2 separate regions of the Homo sapiens genome follow, and region 2 is linked to region 1. Evidence: chromatin contacts called from ENCODE Hi-C or POLR2A ChIA-PET data. All regions are on one chromosome and are shown on one strand. The core of a region is the stretch at or near the end of the contact, and the rest is flanking DNA. Distances in the headings are between cores, read along the strand shown.

Evidence for each region. A loop is a pair of places that touch in the nucleus more often than their neighbours do. ChIA-PET counts read pairs that join two places held with the same protein, here RNA polymerase II (POLR2A).
Region 2: a loop to region 1 is called in a map of ovary, with 8 times the contacts of the local background. The contact joins the enhancer-like site here to the promoter of FBXO27 in region 1. A Hi-C loop is called at or near these places in 1 of 168 maps with a recorded cell type or tissue (ovary). POLR2A ChIA-PET finds 5 or more read pairs at or near these places in 1 of 52 experiments (naive thymus-derived CD4-positive, alpha-beta T cell).

What each region holds. Positions count from the first base shown.
Region 1 is chr19:39,029,490-39,036,323 of GRCh38, reverse strand. It overlaps FBXO27 (F-box protein 27), which reads left to right and starts at 3,775. Exons shown (of 6, transcript NM_178820.5): 1 at 3,775-3,821; 2 at 4,071-4,460; 3 at 5,004-5,115; 4 at 5,200-5,295. The coding sequence starts at 4,097. RefSeq lists silencers at 3,997-4,066, 4,127-4,276, 4,477-4,556, 4,707-4,946, 4,796-4,978 and enhancers at 3,888-4,680, 5,087-5,196.
Region 2 is chr19:40,894,712-40,901,545 of GRCh38, reverse strand. It overlaps the pseudogene CYP2G1P. Among named protein-coding and RNA genes, the nearest start is that of CYP2A7, 16 kb to the right of the region's middle. RefSeq lists an enhancer at 3,988-4,282. Within about 2 kb of position 4,190, at least 3 of the 41 ENCODE cell types and tissues checked have a DNase peak (open chromatin) inside an H3K27ac peak, as active enhancers do.

The DNA.
Region 1 (6,834 bases), core at 2,526-5,025:
GCCACAGTCCCTGGCCAACCTACTCAAACTTTTTAAACCTTTTAACTGTTAAAAAAAAAATCAGGCCAGGTGCAGTGGTTCATGCCTGTAATCCCAGCACTTTGGGAGGCCAAGGCGGGAGGATCACCTGAGGTCAGGAGTTTGAGATCAAGCCATTGCATTCCAGCCTGGATGACAAAGTGAAAAAAGTTTTTAAAAAAGTCAAATACTTGAGTCATCATATCTCATTATCAACAAGATTCCCACTGCTTATATATTACATTAAAACTAATATATTAGTTTTAGTGGGCACAGTTGCTCATGCCTATAATCCCAGCACTTGGGGAGGTGGAGGCGAGAGGACCACTTGAGCTCAGGAGTTTGAGACCACCCTGGGCAACAGCAAGACCTTGTCTCTCCTTTAGTCCCAGCTACCCCAGAGGCTAAGGCAGGAGGATGGCTTGACTCCAGGAGTTTGAGGCTAAAGTGAGCTACGACAGAGTGAGACCTGGTCTCAAATATATATATATAAACAGTTTTTTTTAGACAAATTTTCACTCTTGTCGCCCAGGCTGGAGTGCAATGGTGGGATCTCAGCTCACTGCAACCTGTGCCTCCTGGGTTCAAGTGATTCTTCTGCCTTAGCCTCCTGAGTAGCTGGGACTACAAGTGCGCACCACCATGCCCACCTAATTTTTTTTTTTTTTTTTTTTGGTATTTTTAGTAGAGTTGGGGTTTCACCATATTGGCCAGGCTGGTCTCGAACTCCTGGCCTCGTGATCTGCCACCTCGGCCTCCCACAGTGCTGGGATTACAGGCATAAGCCACTGCACCTAGGTTTTTGTATTTTTAGTAGGGACGGAGTTTTACCATGTTGGTGAAGCTGGTCTCAAACACTTGACCTCAGGTGATCCACCTGCCTCGGCCTCCCAAAGTGTTGGGATACAGGTGTGAGCCACCGTGTCCAGTTGAAACAAAATTTTAAAAATGAAAATATACATATTGAGAAGAAATTAGACCAGCATAATAGTTCATCCATCTCTCCTAATTCAGGGTCTCCCTCTCCTATCCACCCAACCCAGCCTCGTTATGCCCCATTTCCCTTCTCTGCTCTAATTTTTCACAGCACTAATCACTTTTTAACACACACACACTTATTATGTTTACTGTTCATCATGACAGAAGCACATTACAGGCTAGTTTGAAGTGTATACACTAATACAACCGTTTCATTCTTTTTTTTACTTGTTTTCTTTTTCTTTTTCTTTTTTTTTTTTTTTTTTTTTTGAGACAGGGTCTCGATGTGTAGCCCAGGCTGAAGTGCAGTGGCATGATCACAGCTCACTGCAGCCTCAACCTCCCAGGCTCAAGCCATCCTCCCACCTCAGCCTCCCAAGTAGCTGAGACTACAGGTGCACACCACTATTTGCAGCTACTTTTTAAATTTTTTGTAGAGACGGGGTTTCACTGTGTTGCCAGCGCTGGTCTCAAACTCCTGGGCTCAAGAGATCCTCCTGCCTCGGCCTCCCAAAGTGCTGGGATTACAGGTGTGAGCCCCCATGCCAGGACCCATTTAATTCTTTTCTGCATTTGTGGAGAGGATTCTAAGAGGGTCAAAAGGAGGTTTTATTTATTTTATTTATTTAAGACAGCTTCTCACTCTGTCGCCTAGGCTGGAGTGCAGTGGTGAGGTCTCAGCTCACTGCAACCTCTGCCTCCCTTGTTGAAGTGATTCTCATGCCTCAGCTTCCCGAGTAGCTGGGATCACAGGCATGCGCCACCATGCCCGGCTAATTTTTGTATTTTCAGTAGAGACGGAGTTTCGCCATTTTGGCCAGGCTGGTCTCACACTCCTGACCTCAAGTGATCCGCCTGCCTCAGCCTCCCAAAGTTCTGGGATTACAGGCGTGAGCCATCATGCCCGGCCTGGAGGTTTTATATTTAATTATTTCCCTGATACTACGTAATTTGCTCATTATGCCAACTGTTTATCATGTCTCTCCCTCTAGAAGGTAAGTTCTTTGTGGGGAAGAATCCATGTCTGGTTTTGTTTGTTGATGTCTTAAACTATGTATACAGCTCACGTTATGTCGAAGCCAAATAAAATATAGAGATATAGAGACAAATCTCTCGATTTAAAATGTTTTGTTGCGGTGGCTCATGCCTGCGATCCCAGCACTTTGGGAGGCTGAGGCGGGCAGATCACCTGAGGTCGGGAGTTTGAGACCATCCTGGCCAACATGGTGAAACCCCGTCTCTACTAAAAATACAAAAATTAGCTGGGCATGGTGGCATGCGCCTGTAATCCCAGCTACTCGGGAGGCTGAGGCAGGAGAATCGCTTGAACCCATGAGGCGGAGGTTGCAGTGAGACGAGATTGCATCACTGCCCTCCAGCCTGGGCGACAGAGCGAGACTCTGTCTCAAAAAAATAATAAAATGTTTTATTTGGGAAGCAAGAATTGACATTCGAGGCATCCACACAGACCAGGCGGTCTTCAGAACTTTCAAAGAACAAAGAGGTTAGAGGTTTTTATAAGAAACAGAAATGTTAGGTATTGTTTTGCAAGAAAGTTCATTGACACTAGCAACGTTCTGGGGAGCTGGCAAGTTCTGACTGGTAAGTGACAGCAGAGGGAAAAACTAGTCTTAGAGTCACGGCAGGTTTTTTCAGTACCAGTTAGACTGCTTCCAGGTTACAACAGGCAGTTTTAACAGCCAGGCTTGCAGAGAATCACTTTCTTGGAGCAATGGTATCTGCCCTAAGTGTTTTCCCCCCGGCCTCTCAACTTTGTTTTAGTTGGATATGACAAGAAGGATCCAATTCACATGATCAACTTTCACAATTTTTTTTTTCTGTTTGTTTTTTGAGACGGAGTCTCACTCACTCTTTTGCACAGGCTGGAGTGCAGTGGTGCAATCTCTGCTCACTGCAACCTCCCCCTCCCGGATTCAAGCAATTCTCCTGCCTAAGCCTCCAAATTAGCTGGGATTACAGGCGCGTGCTACCACGCCCAGCTAATTTTTGTATTTTTAGTAGAGACGGGGTTTCACCATGTTGGCCAGGCTGGTCTCGAACTTCTGACCTCAAGCGATCCGCCTGCCTTGGCCTCCCAAAGTGCTGGGATTACGGGCATGAGTCACCGCACCCAGCCACAATTGTATTTTTATTGGACAGAGCTGATCTAGAGGTTAAAATGAGGAATTCCGGAGCTAGGCTGGCTGGATTCAAATCCCTACTAGCTGGTGATCATAGACAAGCCACTTGGCCTCTGCTGGTCTCAGTTTTTTCACCTGTGAAGTAAAGGGCATAACAGCACCTACTTCATGGGGTTGCCACCCTGGCTGGCAGTAAAACCGTCCATAAAAGTTGGCTGGTGTTACTATTGGTTGCATTAATTTTTAGCAGCCGGAGCCTGTTTTCTCCTGTGAAATGAAGATAACCACGCCCGACCTTAAAGGTGATGGAAATTTTTTAACACGTTAACGGATACGAGGCCTCCCACTCAGAAGCCTGACCAAAATAACAATGGTTGCTCAGAGCCAGACGTCTCATTGCTACTAACGAATTAGGGACACTTCAAGGGGCCGGCTGGAGGGGACGGCTGTGAGCAGCAGGCCTTGGCTCCTGGCTGCACCTGGCCCCGTCGCGGGAAGCAGGTTGGGTTTGGAGAGCGGGAGGGAGCAGGCGGGAGGGGCTGGCGAGTAAGAAAGAGGATGCAGGGGTGGGTGAAGCTGGCTAGTAAGAGGGGAGGGGCCGGCGAGTAAAAAGGACGCAGAGGGGCGTGGGGAGCTTGCGGCACAGCTAGGGCATCCCGGCGAGGAGCGCCGCCAGGCCCCGGGGTAGGACTTGGGGTGCGGTGTCGGTGCGGCCGCCGAGGGGGGCTGATTGCATGCAATTCGGGGCATACACACAGACCGCGGGGTCTCCGGGATATCGGGGCTATCAAGGACGGGCTGGGGGATGGGGACTTGGGGACGGGGCCCAGGGATGGTGAAGACGGGGGTGCGGCTGGCAGAATCAGGGCAGGCAGAGGCTGCGCGCCGCGGAGGCTGCTGGTCCCTGACGCCTTGACCCTTCCTCTCCCGCAGCCACAGCCGGGCCTGGCGGGGGGACCATGGGCGCCTCGGTCTCCAGGGGCCGGGCCGCCCGGGTCCCCGCGCCGGAGCCGGAACCCGAAGAGGCGCTGGACCTGAGCCAACTACCCCCAGAGCTGCTTCTGGTGGTGCTGAGCCACGTCCCCCCGCGCACGCTGCTCGGGCGCTGCCGCCAAGTGTGCCGGGGCTGGCGAGCCCTGGTGGACGGCCAGGCCCTGTGGCTGCTGATCCTGGCCCGCGACCACGGCGCCACCGGCCGCGCGCTGCTGCACCTCGCCCGCAGCTGCCAGTCTCCCGCCCGTAACGCCAGGCCTTGCCCCCTGGGCCGCTTCTGCGCGCGCAGACCCATCGGACGCAACCTTATTCGCAACCCCTGCGGCCAAGGTGGGATCTCGGAAGAGGAAGTCCAGGATGCTGGGCCACAGTGGGAGCGGTAGCGGGGCCGGAGGGGCGGGGCCGCACTGGGACCGGTACTAGGGGCCGCAGGGGCAGGGCCGCAGTGGGACCGGTGGGAGGAGTCGGAGAGGCGGGGCAGCATTGGGAGCCGGTGTGAGGTGCCGGAGGGGCGGGGCAGCATTGGGAGCCGGTGGGAGGTGTCGGAGGGACGAGGCAGCATTGGCACGCAGGGTGCAGGGCTGACTGGGCAGGGCTTCACCGTTTGCCTGTGGGAGGGGTGGGAGTGGGGCAGTTCTGGGAGCCCGAGAGAGGGGTTGGAGGGGCAGGGCTTTGCTGCAAATCAGTGAGAAGGGCCAGAGGAGCGGGGCTTTGCCCTGAGCTGGTGGGAGGGGAAGGGGGCGGGGCCTCGGTGGGAAGGGTCAGGTGAGTGAGCTGCACTGTGAGCACGTGGGAGGGGCTAGGGGCGGGGTCTCACTAGGAACCAACAGGCGGGCGACTGGAACTTGGGCACAAGCCTTTTTTATTTCACAGAAGGCCTCCGAAAGTGGATGGTGCAACACGGTGGGGACGGCTGGGTGGTGGAGGAAAACAGGACAACCGTGCCTGGGGCCCCTTCTCAGACGTGCTTCGTGACTTCATTCAGGTGAATGCCCCTGCTATCCAAAGGTCCGGCCCCTTGTTGAGAAAGGCCTGCCTGTTCTCATTACCCTGTCTCCTGCATTCCCAGCTGGTGTTGCAAGAAGCAGGTCTTGGACCTAGAGGAGGAGGGTCTGTGGCCAGAACTGCTGGATAGTGGCAGGATTGAGATTTGTGTCTCTGACTGGTGAGTGTGACGATTAAAATAGCCCCTTGCTAAGCACTGACTGCATGTGACATGGCCTTTTTATGGGTGACTTAATTTAGGCCTCCTAACCCCTCCTTACAGATAAAAAATCTGAAGTTCAGGCCAGCCATGGTGGCTCACACCTATAATCCCAGCACTTTGGGGGGTCGAGGCAGGCAGATCACTTGAGGTCAGGAGTTCGAGACCAGCCCAACCAGCATGGCAAAACCTCGTCTCTACTAAAAATACAAAAAAAAAATTAGCCGGGCCTGGTAGTGCACACCTGTAGTCCCACATACTTGGGAGGCTGAGGCAGGAGAATCACTTGAACCCAGGAGGTGGAGGTTGTACCACTACACTCCAGCCTGGACGACAGAGTGAGACTCAGTCCTGGAAAAAAAAAAGAAAGAAAAGAAACTGAAGTTCAGGGAGGTGAAGTGAAAAACACACTCACAGTTCTAGTAATTAGCAGAGTACACACTTTCTGCTCATGCCCAAAAGGATGTGGATTGGAAGACAGAAGATGAGATCCAGTACAGAGACCTTTGGCCCAGCTCAGTCTTGTCTGTGAATGAATGAGATGCTCCTTGCCTTAGGAGGAGAAAACAGCATAGTTAGCCAAGAGCTTAGGTTCTGGAGCCAGACCTCCCAGATTCAAACCCTAGCTCTGTGGCTTTGTAGCCTTGGGCAAGTCACAGCATACCTCTGTTTCCCCTGTTTACAAGATAGGGCTCTTGCAATGACAATTATTATATGGCAAACACATAGCAAGTACTTTATGTGAGCACCTTTTTTTGAACCTTGATCCTGTGGGAAGGTGTATTTCAAGCCCTCAGATCATTCAGAGCTTCTCAGGAAATTGAGAGGTTGGGAAAGGGGAGATGGCAGTCTGGGCACGGTGGCTCATGCCTGTAATCCCAGCACTCTGGGAGGCCGAGGTGGGCAGATCTCTTGAGCTAAGGAGTTCGAGACCAGCCTGGCCAGCATGGCAAAACCCATCTCTACTAAAAATACAAAAAATTAGCTGGGCGTCATGGTAAGTGTCTGTAGTCCCAGCTACTCAGGAGGCTGAGGCAGGAGAATCACTTGAACCCGGGAAGTGGAGGTTGCAGTGAGCTGAGATGGCACCACTGCACTCCAGCCTGGGCAACAGAGCGAGACTCCATCAAAAAAAGAAAGGGGAGATGACTTGCCCTGGTCTGGTCACACAGCCTGGGCTTGGCAGAACCTGGCATAAGGCTCAGAGTCAGATTCTGACTCCAGAGCTTGTCCTCTGTAGTGATGGTCTTGAAACTGGGGTGCATGAAGACTTTCCAGGGGATATATGACCCAGATGGTTTTATGGGAGTCAAATTCCAGGTCCACTACAGCCATGAGCCCCCTATTACACAATTAATCTGCTATAGGTTACATCTGTGTGGGAAGTATCATATGATTCTCGTTCCCCAATCTCTTTCTCAGTGTCCCCCTTCTCTAGTTTTATAGGAAAAAAGCCCCTCACTAAGGTGTGGTCCCCAGATGTAAGGACTACTGGGGAGC
Region 2 (6,834 bases), core at 2,941-5,440, 1.9 Mb before region 1:
CGGCCACTGCTGTTGGTTAATCTTTCTGCCAGGAACACTCCCTTCCCAGATATCTTCATAGCTTGTTGCCCCATCACCTTGTGAAACCACCCCTAACCATCCATTTGCAATTCCAATCACAGAATGCATATCCCACTTACCAGCCTTGCTTTTCTAATGCAGTATGTCATTTGCATATTTGTTTCATGTATGCTTTATTGTCCACCTTCCTTACTAGAATGTTAGCTCCCTGAAGGCAGGAGTTTTTGTCTGTTTTGCTTACTGATGGATCCCAAGTCCCTGAAGACTACGCTGGCACTTGTTGGGTATTCAGTAAATATTGGCTGAATAAATGAAAAAGAGGGAACGTTTTTGTCAGTTAATGGAGTCTGGAAAGGGAATGATAGAAGCTGGGGATAACTGAGCTATCCTCAAAAATGGAGTGGGGAGGCCGAGCACGTTGGCTTATGCCTGTAATCCTAGCACTTTGGGAGGCCAAGGTGGGTGGATGGCTTGAGGTCAGGATTTCAAGACCAGCCTGGGCAACATGGCGAAAACCCATCTCTACTAAAATTACAAAAATTAGCCAGATGCAGTGGCACGTGCCTGTAATCTCAGCTACTCGGGAGGCTGAGGCATGAAAATCCCTTGAACCCAGGAGGCAGAGGTTGCAGTGAGCCTAGATGGTGCCACTGCACTCCAGCCTGGGCCACAGAGTGAGACTCCATCTCCAAACAAACAAACGGACTGGGGAGTATTTGGAATTGGGAGTTGTGCTGAGAGCAACTGGAAAGGAAGATTAGAAGAAGAGATGATGGCGGAGAAAGGTAATGAGTCAGCAAGATGGGTGAGGATGGGGCATTTTACCCAGGGGAAGTCACTGGAGAGCAGCTGGCAGAAACTATAACTCATAACAAGTCAAGAAAGACATTTCAAGCTGTTGGCTGTGCCCTACATCGCTGTCACACACCATACTCAATAAACTTGCTACGCTCAACAGACTTGAGGTCTTTGTTCACTTTTCGGGGGCTGGTGGGTAAAGATGAGAACCAAGGAGAAAGGATTTTAGACTACATTTTGGTCAAAATCAGAGCACACACAAAAAGGGACAACATGAAGACACAGGGACTGCAGTAATAATTTGATGCAGCCAGAAACCTAAGCAACGGTGACCATGTGACCATGAAACCTGCAGGCAGAGGTGCAAATCTTGCACAGGGCGTTGCTCTTCTACGGGAGAGGAAGACACGCAGCTGTACATTCTCAGGTGACCCTGGCTGACTCTGTAATCATAGTGCCTCCTCTTAGGGATGCTTGAGGATTAGTAAGATGAGGAAGAGGGGGTGCTCCTGAACACGAGAGGAGAGCTGCATTCTTCACCACTTCCTCCTTGCCCCGCAGGAGGTGTGGCTCAGCGGGCCACAAGGCAGAGCTCATAGGTCGGGGTGATGTTGCCAAAGCCTGAGAGCTTGGGGGTGATATCGATGTCCACAAGTGGCACCAGCGAGCATAGAGAGAAGTTCTGAAGGGTGGAGGTGAAGTAGAGAAAGAGTTCCATGCGGGCCATGGCCTCGCCCAAGCAGATGCGCTTTCCTGCAGGCACAGGGGAGGGCAGAAGGAAGGGTTGCACCTGCACAGGTCATGGGGGTGCCAGGGGTGTCTGGACTGACCACCCCACTGGGCCTCAGCTGCCTCATCCGCACATCAGGGCTCATGACTGTGACTGCTTTATAAAGGGGTGTTACACAGGCTTAGTGGGTATCTATAGTTAGTGCTCAGCTAGGACCTGCTACTTCTCTGATGGCTGGGATTCCATCCCGTTCCAAGACGGAATGGTTCTATAGGATCCATGAGTTTCAAGGTTGTGTTCATTTCAGTTCCTCAAGGGTTTGTCAAATGCCTATTAGGTGCCAGACACTGGTGAGGAAAAAAAGTGAAAACTCACCCGTAATAACACTTACTGTTTATAAGCCACTCTTCCAATTGTTTGGAGGGATTAATCTCTGTTTCACAGATGGGGGCTGAAGTGACTCACCCAAGACCCCACCATTTCTAAATGATGGAGTGGAGTCCAGATTCCCAACCACTGTCCTGACTCCAGGTTCCAAATGACATACACTTTTGGTTGTTGTTTTTTGTTTGTTTGAGACAGGGTCGTACTCTGTCACCCAGGCTGGAGTCCAGTGGCATGATCTCGGCTCACTGCAACCTACACCTCCCGGGTTCAAGTGATTTTTGTGCCTCAGCCTCCTGGGTAGCTGGGATTACAGGCGCCTGTCACCACGCCTGGCTAATTTTTGTATTTTTAGTAGAGACAGGGTTTCACCATGTTGGCCAGGCTGGTCTCGAACACCTGGCCTCAAGTGATCCACCTGCCTCGGCCTCCCAAAGTGCTGGGATTACAGGCATGAGCCACTGTGCCATGCCAACATACACTTAAAATGTTGCTGCATAAAGATTTTATGACATGAGTAGGCAAATGAGTGTCTGTTGGGCAAATTTGCCCTGCTGCTTGTGTTCATACAGCCTGCAAACTAGGATGCTTTTGGCATTTTAAAATGGTTGGGGAAAAAAGACTCTTTTGTGATATATGAAGATAAAACAAAATTCAAATTTCAGTGTCCGTAAACAGTTTTTCAGGCTCACACACATGCTCATTCATTTACATATTGTCTATGGCTGCTTTCATTGATCAATGGCAAAGGTTCAGAGACTATCTGGCTGGAAAAATAGAAAATATGTCTTATTTTGTTCTTAACAGCCAGCCAGTTGGTTTATGCCCTGTTTAGTGCTATTACCATCCCAACTTTTTTTTTCTAATTATCAGAGTCAAACATCCTAATATTTACTAATTCTGGGATTCTAAAACTTTATGGTTCTATGATATAACCTTCAAATTCACACTGTGACTTGAACTTCAAATACAGACCAGTGGCTTGGGGGTGGATTTAGCACATGCCTGGAGGAAGTCAGACCAGAGAAACCTACCAGAGGAAAAAGGCACAAAGGCTTCATTCTTCTTGAAGCGGCCCTGCTCATCCAGAAAGTGCTGGGGATAGAAGGCATCTGGGTAGCGGAAGTATTTGGGGTCTTTGAGGACAGAGCCAAGCAGGGGAAATACGTCTGTGCCCTGGGGTGAAAATGAGGGCAGTTAGGAGAAATCAGTGTTGGGCTACAGAGGTAGGGAACCAGGGAGAGAGAGGAGTGCAGTGGAAGGGAGGCAATGAGGGTGCAACCCCACCTTGGGCAGAAGGTAACCTCGAAACTGAGTGTCCTGGATGATGTTGTGGGGGACACCCATGGGCACGATGTCTACCAGTCTCTGTATTTCATGGATAACGACATCTGTGTAGGGCATCTTGACCCGGTCATCCACCCTTGGGAGCCGGTGTGGTCCAATCACCTGGTTAATCTCTTCGTGAATCTTAGCTGGAAGGGGCCAGAAAATATAGCGGACAAGGGCACAAAACAAAACAAAACAAAATAAAACAGGTGTTTTTGTTAGGGAAGCCAGGGCAAATCATGCATTCCAAGCTCCAGCAGAAAGAGATCTCAGATGCAAGCCATGCATGTTTGCTCCCTTCTTTTTTTTTTTTTTTTTGACAGCCTGTCACCCAGGCTGGAGTGCAATGGCACAATCTCGGCTGACTGCAACCTCCGCCTCCTGGGTTCAAGTGATTCTCTCTCCTCAGCCTCCAGAGTAACTGGGATTACAGGCACCTGCCACCGGCCCAGTTAATTTTTGTATTTTTAATAGAGACAGGGTTTCACCATGTTGGTCAAGCTGGTCTCAAACTCCTGACCTCGTGATCCACCCACCTCAACCTCCCAAAGTGCTGGGATTATAGGCGTGAGCCACCACACCAGGCCTGTTTGGTCGCTTCTTTAACTTAACAACTGACACACTGGTGATGCTCAATTACTCATCAGACATCGGGAGACAGGCAGCTTGGAGTCTTGAACGCTGCCAGGACATTTGGTCTTTACTTAAAAGAACCAAAAAGCCATGGTCCCAGCTTGGCTCTCATACATGGGTTTTTTAAAGAATGGGAAAGAGGCATGCTAGGTGACTAGGACAGGATTGACACAAATGACAAGCGGTTATGTGACTGATTAAGATCACCACTGCTGGAGTTACTCCTCTGCACTTTAGGGATGAGTGACTTCACCTTCTGAACTTGTTTCATCATCTTCAAAATGAGTGTGCTGTTTGGACAAGGTCATAGAGTTGTAAACATTACATAAAGTCTGGTATGCAAGGCAAGGAACTAGGACAGTGCTTGGCACATAGAAGCATCCAATAAATATTTGATTTTCTTTTCTTTTTTTTTTTTTTTTTTTTGAGACGGAGTCTTTCTCTGTACCCCAGGCTGGAGTGCAGTAGTGCAATCTTGGCTCACTGCAACCTTTGCCTCCTGGGATCAAACGATTCTCATGCCTCAGTCCCCCAAGTAGCTGGGATTACAGGTTTGCGCTACCATACCTGGCTAATTTTTGCATTTTTAGTAGAGAAAGGGTTTCACCATATTGGCCAGGCTGGTCTCGAAGTCCTGGCCTCAAGCGATTTGCCCATCTCTGCCTCCCAAAGTGTTGGGATTACAGGCGTGAGCCACTGCACCCGGCCTGATTATTTAGACCAGTGAAAGACAACTCAGACAATGGAGGTGACACTAGAAACATTTGAGTGGAAGTGTGTTAGCATCTCTCATCTGCACCAGGAGAAATCCTTTGGCTTGTTTTGAATTGCATTATTAAGGAGAGGGGCCAAAACTGGGAATTTTCCTTAAGCAAGTAGTGAGTTCCTCATTACTAAAGTTACCCAAATGGACCAGATCAGAAGTGATTGGAGACGGATTCTATTTAACTTTGGCAGGGCAGTTGGCTCGATAATGTCCATCAAAGATAACCACCTCCAAGTCTCTAAAACCTAATGCCTGGAAGGCTATGTATACAAGGGTAACAAAAACACAAGAGAGACTTTGAAAATGCCAGTAAATTAAGAATCTTGGGATGAAGAGATTAGCCTGGGTTGTCAAGATTGGCCTTCAATATAATATTGTGTGTCTGTATAAAAGAGAGGCGGGAGAATCGGAGTTTGAAAAAAAAGATGTGAGGCTAGGCGCAGTGGCTCATACCTGTAATTCCAGCATTTTGGGAGGCCAAGGAGGGTGGATTACCTGAGGTCAGGAGTTTGAGACCAGCCTAGCCAACATGGTGAAACCCTGTCTCTACTAAAAATACAAAATCAGCTGGGTGTGGTGGCACATGCCTGTAATCCCAGCTACTCAGGAGGCTGAGGCAGGAGAATCACTTGAACCCAGAAGGCAGAGGTTGCATGAGCTGACATCACGCCACTGCACCACAGCGTGGGCAAGAGAGGAAGACTCTCCAAAATAATGAAAAAGAATAAAAGATGTGATGCCAGAAGCAAACAGAGGCTTGAAGAAGCTACGCTGCTGGCTTTGAAGATGGAGGACAGAGTCGTGAACCCAGGATTACAAGGAGTACAGCTTTAACACCCCGAAAAGGCAGAGAATCAGATGGTCCGTTGGTGTCAGCTAGTGAAAGCCTATTTGAACTTCTGAAATTCAGAACAGAAGGATAATACATTTGTGTTGTTTTAGATGACTAAGTTCCTGGTAATTTGTTACAGCAGCCACAGGCCGCAGACACCAAGTAGAAGATTAAGTTAAATGACCTCCCAAAGTCGGGGATTTTGTGTTTCCACGTCCTGAAGTTCTAAAGGGTGAAGAGTCATGAGGATTCAGTATCATTATCCATATAAAATAATTAGCACAATGCCTGGCATACAGTAAGCACTCAAGAAAAGCTAGTTGAGCTTAATCATTATTTTTTATTATTATTACTTAAATGTGTTGATGTTAGAGACTCATATTTGGAGAAAAGTGGGATAAGGGACACATTATAAAAGTTCCTGAATTCTGTCTAGTTCTACCGATAATTCCATTTAGGCAATTTAAAAAATCCTTCCGGGCTGGGCGCGGTGGCTCACGCCTGTAATCCCAGCACTTTGGGAGGCTGAGGCAGGCAGATCATGAGGTCAGGAGTTGGAGACCAGCCTGGCCAACATGGCGAAACCCCGTCTCTACTAAAAATACAACAATTAGCCGGGCATGGTGGCAGGTGCCTGTAATACCAGCTACTCAGGAGGCTGAGGCAGGAGAATCGCTTGAAACTGGGAGGTGGAGGTTGCAGTGAGCTGAGATCATGCCATTGCACTCCAGCCTGGGTGACAAGAGCAAGACTCTGTCTCAAAACAAAACAAAACAAAATCCTTCCCTTGCCCTCACCTACACCTTCCGTAAAACAAGATCAGTAGATCTGGGAACAATTTCTCTAGAATAATGCACATATTCACAAATACACAATTTTATGAATAATTTCTGGGGTACATGGGCATTTGAAGCTTTTATATAGACCTGTTAATCACCCATAGAGACCAGGCAAGGAGCCTCAGGTGTAGAGAAAATGTGTCTCTATTTCTACCTCTTATCTAATTTTCTCTGTTTGTTTGTTTGTTTGTTTGTTTGTTTGTTTTCAGCCTGTCTTTTCTCTATAGACCCCAGTGTTTCTAGACCTTATTTTTTGGTGGAACTGAACTCCTTTAAAAACACAATGAAATGAGTATAGAGTTTCACATTTGCAAGATAAAAAAGTTCAAAAGATTTTTTTCACAACATGAATATACTTAACACTACTGAACTGGACACTTAAAATGGTGAATATGGTAAATTTTATGTTATGTATTTTTTTTACCACAATACAGATATACAAATGGAATGAAATTTGAGACTCTCTTCAAGAAGAGTCACAAAGTCATATGTCACCAAAATC